Linked DNA regions of Mus musculus: region 1 is linked to region 2. The links are chromatin loops, found by intact Hi-C in ENCODE. Cell type or tissue: gastrocnemius. All regions are shown on one strand. Links, peaks and the distances in the headings refer to the core of each region. The heading gives the core; the rest is flanking DNA. Region 1 overlaps Cpeb3 (cytoplasmic polyadenylation element binding protein 3). Region 2 holds the start of A330032B11Rik (RIKEN cDNA A330032B11 gene).

Region 1 (2,907 bases), core at 183-2,682, 60 kb after region 2:
ACAGGGACTGGAGGATCTCTGCAGTTTGCTGGCTAGCCACTCTAGCCTAACTGGTGAGCTCCAGGTTCAGTGAGAGACCCTGCCTTTAAAAATATGGTGGGGAACAACTGAGGAAGACACCTGAAGTCAACCTCTAATTTCTACACACATGCACATACAGTCGCATATGTGTGCACACATGAACACATATACAGAAATTGGTTAAGATGTATGAAAGTTCTTATTCAACATTTCTCAAAAGAAGACATTCACATAATAGCCAATAGGAATTAAAAACAAGACAAAGCCCAAAACTCATTACTGCTTAACACTCAGGAATTGCAAATCCAAACCACAAGGAGGTGGTACTTCATTTCTGTTGGAATGACTCTTATCAATATGACAGTGAGTGATGGGCAGAATGTGGAGAAAAGCAACCCCCCACCCCCCCACACACACACACATGCACGCATCTCCAATCCTGCCAGTGGTCAACATTGACTAGCACAGCTATTAATAGTACAGCTCTAGTATGGGTGTTCTTTTTTAAAAATTAAAAATAGAACTGTCACATGACCCTGCAGTCAAAGGTATAGATTCAAAGGAAATTATACCTGCATGCCCATGACCATTAAGGCATATTCCACAGTATCCAGGTATCTATGAAAGGATGGGTGAGATATGAATACACAGTAGACTGCTACTCAGACAAAAAAAAAATGATGAAATACCAGGGCCAGCGAGCTGGCTCAGCAGGCAAAGTCACTCACTGCCAAGCCTAGCAACCTGAGTTCAACCCCTGGACCTGCATGGTGGCGCCCGCCCGTTTGTGGGATGTAGCTTTAATCCTGGTGTTTGTATTCACTGCGCAAGTTTCAGCCAAGTGGAAAGTAGCTTTTCTTCAGGCTAGGAGTCAGGCCAGGTGTGGGGCAGATGAGGGGCTGCTGCTTGTGGCTGGAGCGGTTCCCAAACTCCCAAATAAGTTATTTTTGGTAACCTTCTTCTATGAAGGAACCCTTGTTCCTGTGAGAGAAGCCTTGCAGGAGGCAAGAGACGTGGAACACGGACCAGAGAGAGGGCCCAGCACTGGCGCTGCTGACTCCTGAACACATCAGCAGCCATGTGCTTGACCACTCTTTGTAACTCACCACTCTGTTTGGAGGTTCACAATTGTGGAATTAGCAAGTATTGGTTGGCTCAAGTAATCAGAAACTGAAGATTTATATAATGTTTGAAGAGATCGCACAAGGTTTTTGACATAGTGGTCTGGAGAAGAAGCTTGTTGAAAGGCTCCAGCTGTTTTTCTTTCTTTCTTTCTTTCCTTCTTTCTTTCCTTCTTTCTTTCTTTCTTTCTTTCTTTCTTTCTTTCTTTCTTTCCTTCTTTCTTTCCTTCTTTCTTTCTTTCTTTCTTTCTTTCTTTCTTTCTTCCTTCCTTCCTTCCTTCCTTCCTTCCTTCCTTCCTTCCTTCCTTTCTTTCTTTCTTTCTTTCTTTCTTTCTTTCTTTCTTTCTTTCTTTCTTTCTTTCTTTTTGTCTCTTAACAAGGTCTTGGCACCATAACACACCCTGGTCTGCAACTCTTGATTCTCTTGATTCTCTTGCCTCAGTCTCAGGATGGGCCAAAAGTATGTGCTACTACCGTGGGCCAACTGCTAAATATTGAGCTCCTTTCTCTGTAGTATGCAAATTCTCAGGCCAGTTCGATGCTGGATCAGTTGGACACAGTTCCCAGGGCATAAATCATCAACAGACTATCCTCGGTTTTCTTCAGCACACTTAAACATTAAAACTATTTTACTCAATGGGATTCTCCTTTATAAAGTATCTCAGTAATGCTACTACCATGCTTACTAATCATTATTGTTAATTTTGAAGTTTATAAAGAGATAAGAAGGTCTTCCTAAGAAAGATGGATTAGAATCAGAGAAATGGAGGAGTTTAGAATACTAAAGTAATTTATAATAAGGTGTGAGTGTAGTAGATGAAGATGTGCTGTTTCTACCTGATGTGCTCATTGTGTCTATGGAGAACTCTACCTTCTCTGCTATTGCTGGCTTGGTTTGAGAATCATTGGACTAGAAGTATCTTTTCAGCTACTATTACAATGAAGAAACAAGTAGAACACTTGGGGACAACCCTCCCCCTCCTATTCTTTGGGTGCTTACAATCTGATGAAGGGAATGGGAACTTTTTGGTCTTAACCTTAAGCTTTTATGTGGAATTTTTCTATGACTAACTTCCAGTAGAAGCTAAAAGACAACATTAGATGTTTAAATACGTGGGGGGGGGGTGGGCATGTGTAAGTGAGCAAAGGTTGAACACAGGCCCTCGTGCATGCTAGGTAAGTGCACAATCCCCAGCTACAATCCCAGTCCACTGACTGTAACTTAATATATTGCCTACTAAAATGGTGATTTTAGCAAATGTTTGAACCAGGTGTAGTGTAGTTTATTCCAGCTATCTGGAGGCCAAGGCTGGGCAGTATGAGTTTGAGGCTAGCCTGCTCTACATGAGTTCCAGGACAATCAGAGCAGCACAGTGAGACCTTGTCTCAAAAAACAAACTGGTAGAAGCTGGAGAGGGATGGCTCAGCAGTTTAGAACACATATCGTTCTTGCTTTCAAGGGGCCAAAGGTTTTTTTTTTAAGTTATTTTTTTAAAGATTTATTTATTTATTTTATGTATATGACTACACTGTAGCTGTACAGATGGTTGTAAGCTATCCTGTGGTTGCTGGAAATTGAACTCAGGGCCTCTGCTTGTTCAGGTCCCGCTCACTCCGGCCCAGAGATTTATTTATTATTATATGTAAGTACACTGTAGCTGTCTTTAGACACACGAGTAGAGAGTATCAGATCTCATTACAGATGGTTGTAAGTCACCATGTGGTTGCTGGGATTTGAACTCAGAACCTTAGGAAGAACAGTCAG
Region 2 (2,907 bases), core at 220-2,719:
TTTCTCCACTCTGCAGAGAATTTCTCAGGCTCCCGTAGAGACCTGAAATGCCAAGAAGCCAGTAAATCACTTGGGCGGCAGAACTGGAGAGGAGAAAATCGGAGAATAAGCAGAAAACCCACAATCCTTAGAGTAATAAGAAGCAAACACTTCTAAACGTTTCAGTAGGTTTTTTTCTTTTCTTTTACTTCTTTTCTTTTCTTTCTTTCTTTTTTTAAAGTCAGGTTTCTTATATACCAGGCTGGACTCGAACTGGCTAAATAGTTAAGCCTGACCTTGAATTTTTGATCCTTCTGCCTCTCCCTCAGAGTACTAGGATTTCAAGCATGCGCCACCACGCCCGGCGATTTTCATTTTTCTAAAAACTGAGGTTTCTTTTATATTAAAACGTCTCCTAACAAAATGGAGTAGCTGCCGCTACGGAGAGGCCAGAGAATGATTGTGCAGCTGAGTTCTTCCAACAAATGCCAAAGATTTTGTCTCTCGAGGTTCGCTGCAGCCAAATGAAACAATCATCCGAGGCAAGAAGGCAGTTTGCTAATCAAGAGGGCTAAGTCGGCTTAAAAAATGGTTTCTAAGTGCTCCAGCTGGGGAAGGGGGAAAGAGGGTCGTGTACCAAGTCTTTTTAACCTTGCTGAAGGACGCAGCACTATTTATTGACGTATGCAAATAACTGGGGGAGGGTGGTGCTTGGGAAAAAACAGGAACCAGAATCAGTTTCTCATTGCAGGGTGAACGCTCTGAGTTCCGGTGAAGGGAAAAGAGACGTGGCGAAATTGCTGTCTTTCTGTCTTATAAGCACATCTCTCACTAACACAGAAAAGGGGCCGAGACGTCAGAAAGGGTGAAGACGCTCTCACAGTATTTTTAGAGACCTTGCTCGATCCCTCCAGCTCCCCCCACCCCCCTCCCAGCCCGACTTGTTCTTCTAAATGCGAGATTATGGATTTGCATTGCAATTGGCTAGTGGCGGTGGCACTGGATTTTCGCAAGTAAAACACCCGCCCGCTTCAGTGAGGGGCATTCATGATCACACTGACAATAACGCATCTCTCTTTCTTCCCGTTTCAGCTGCGCAAACCATGCAGGATGATTTACTGATGGACAAAAGCAAAACCCAGCCCCAGTCTCAGCAGCAGCAGCGGCAGCAGCAGCAGCAGCAGCAACAGCTCCAGCCCGAGCCCGGCGCAGCTGAAGCCCCGTCCACGCCCCTCTCCTCAGAGATCCCCAAGCCCGAAGACAGTAGCGCAGTGCCGGCCCTCAGCCCCGCCTCGGCTCCGCCAGCCCCCAACGGCCCCGACAAGATGCAGATGGAGTCGCCGCTCCTGCCGGGCTTGAGTTTCCATCAGCCCCCTCAGCAGCCGCCGCCGCCGCAGGAGCCCACGGCGCCCGGAGCGTCGCTGTCGCCGTCCTTCGGCAGCACCTGGTCCACAGGCACTACAAACGCGGTGGAGGACAGCTTCTTCCAGGGGATCACCCCAGTCAACGGGACCATGCTCTTCCAAAACTTCCCGCACCACGTCAACCCGGTCTTCGGAGGCACCTTCTCGCCGCAGATCGGCCTGGCGCAGACCCAGCACCATCAGCAGCCTCCACCGCCCGCGCCGCAGCCGCCGCAGCCCGCGCAGCCCCCGCAGGCGCAGCCCTCGCAGCAACGCCGCTCGCCCGCCAGCCCCAGCCAGGCGCCCTATGCGCAGAGGAGCGCCGCTGCCTACGGCCACCAGCCCATCATGACCAGCAAGCCGTCCTCATCCTCGGCGGTCGCGGCTGCTGCGGCCGCGGCCGCTGCCTCTTCGGCCTCGTCCAGCTGGAACACGCACCAGAGCGTGAACGCCGCCTGGAGTGCTCCGTCCAACCCGTGGGGTGGCCTGCAGGCGGGCCGAGACCCTCGCCGCGCGGTCGGCGTGGGCGTGGGTGTAGGTGTGGGGGTACCCTCCCCGCTTAACCCCATCTCGCCGCTCAAAAAGCCCTTCTCCAGCAATGTGATCGCTCCACCCAAGTTCCCTCGTGCAGCCCCGCTCACCTCCAAGTCCTGGATGGAGGATAACGCTTTCCGGACCGATAATGGTAACAATCTGTTGCCTTTTCAGGTAAAGTCCCTGTGCTCTTGCACACTCCTTCTTCTCGCATGTTTCTCCCCTCTTCCTAGTTATTTTAATTGGTCCACTCGCTGTTATTTAGAAGGCACAGCAAATTCCAGCACCCTCCAAATCCTCTGGTTCACCGGGTCCATTCCATCCAATCTGGGTGGGGGTGGGGGCGAAGTTGAGTGGACATTGTGACTGCTTGAGGGTAGGAAAGGGCTTTTTTCCCCCAGTTCATTTCCTCCTTCACTGTGCTTGTGCTTTTTATTTTGGCCTTCTTTGACAAATTAAGCCGCAAGTGTATAGTCAGGTGCGGGAGTAGTCCCAGGAGGAGTAGGCTGAGATTCCTATCATTTTAAGTAGCTACACATTTTCAGGTTACGCAATACTAGGCTCAAGGTGCGGACCAAAAGCCATTCACGCCCAAATCACCCTGGTTTGTTAACAGCCTTTGAGTGGTGCTATTTCAAATAGTTGCCTATGCCCAACTAAACTAATGTGAACCCATGTGTTTATGTCTAAGGTGCTGGAATCATTAATAATCAGCATATTGCCCTGGCAGGAAAATTACGAGTGTGAGAATCCAATGAATACCCGGAACTATAAGGGATCGAAGTGGAAAGAGTGGAAATTTTAGGGAGAACTAGTCCCATGTTACTTAAAAGAAGGTTTAAAAAAAATTTTTCCCCCAGAGGAGAGAGACAATAGGACACGACCTTCAGAGCCATATTGCAATGGAGTCTATTTGCTAACTAGCACTGAAATATTTAAAGCTGCAGTGTCCTTCACCAGTTGGGTTATTTAAGACAATGCAGATCAATTA

What was found. Hi-C counts contacts between places; a loop is a spot of excess contacts. Peaks named below come from ENCODE experiments on the same cell type or tissue, not always from the same donor. Only the 100,000 strongest peaks of a DNase experiment are listed, where the experiment ranks them.
Region 1: a loop joins it to region 2, with 1.9 times the contacts of the local background. A loop is called at or near these places in 4 of 42 quality-filtered maps.

What each region holds. Positions count from the first base shown.
Region 1 is chr19:37,113,595-37,116,501 of GRCm38, reverse strand. All of the region lies in intron 4 of Cpeb3 (cytoplasmic polyadenylation element binding protein 3), which reads left to right. Among named protein-coding and RNA genes, the nearest start is that of A330032B11Rik, 59 kb to the left of the region's middle. In gastrocnemius, for the core only: no CTCF peak of the experiment used is centred there; no DNase peak of the experiment used is centred there; H3K27ac peaks cover 1,676 bases.
Region 2 is chr19:37,173,150-37,176,056 of GRCm38, reverse strand. It overlaps Cpeb3 (cytoplasmic polyadenylation element binding protein 3), which reads left to right. Exons shown (of 11, transcript NM_001290827.1): 2 at 1,072-2,090. The coding sequence starts at 1,083. It overlaps A330032B11Rik (RIKEN cDNA A330032B11 gene), which reads right to left and starts at 2,214. Exons shown (of 3, transcript NR_045329.1): 1 at 2,024-2,214; 2 at 1-42. In gastrocnemius, for the core only: a CTCF peak has its summit at 1,416; DNase peaks (open chromatin) are centred at 468, 733, 1,279 and 1,587; H3K4me3 peaks cover 2,500 bases; H3K27ac peaks cover 2,500 bases.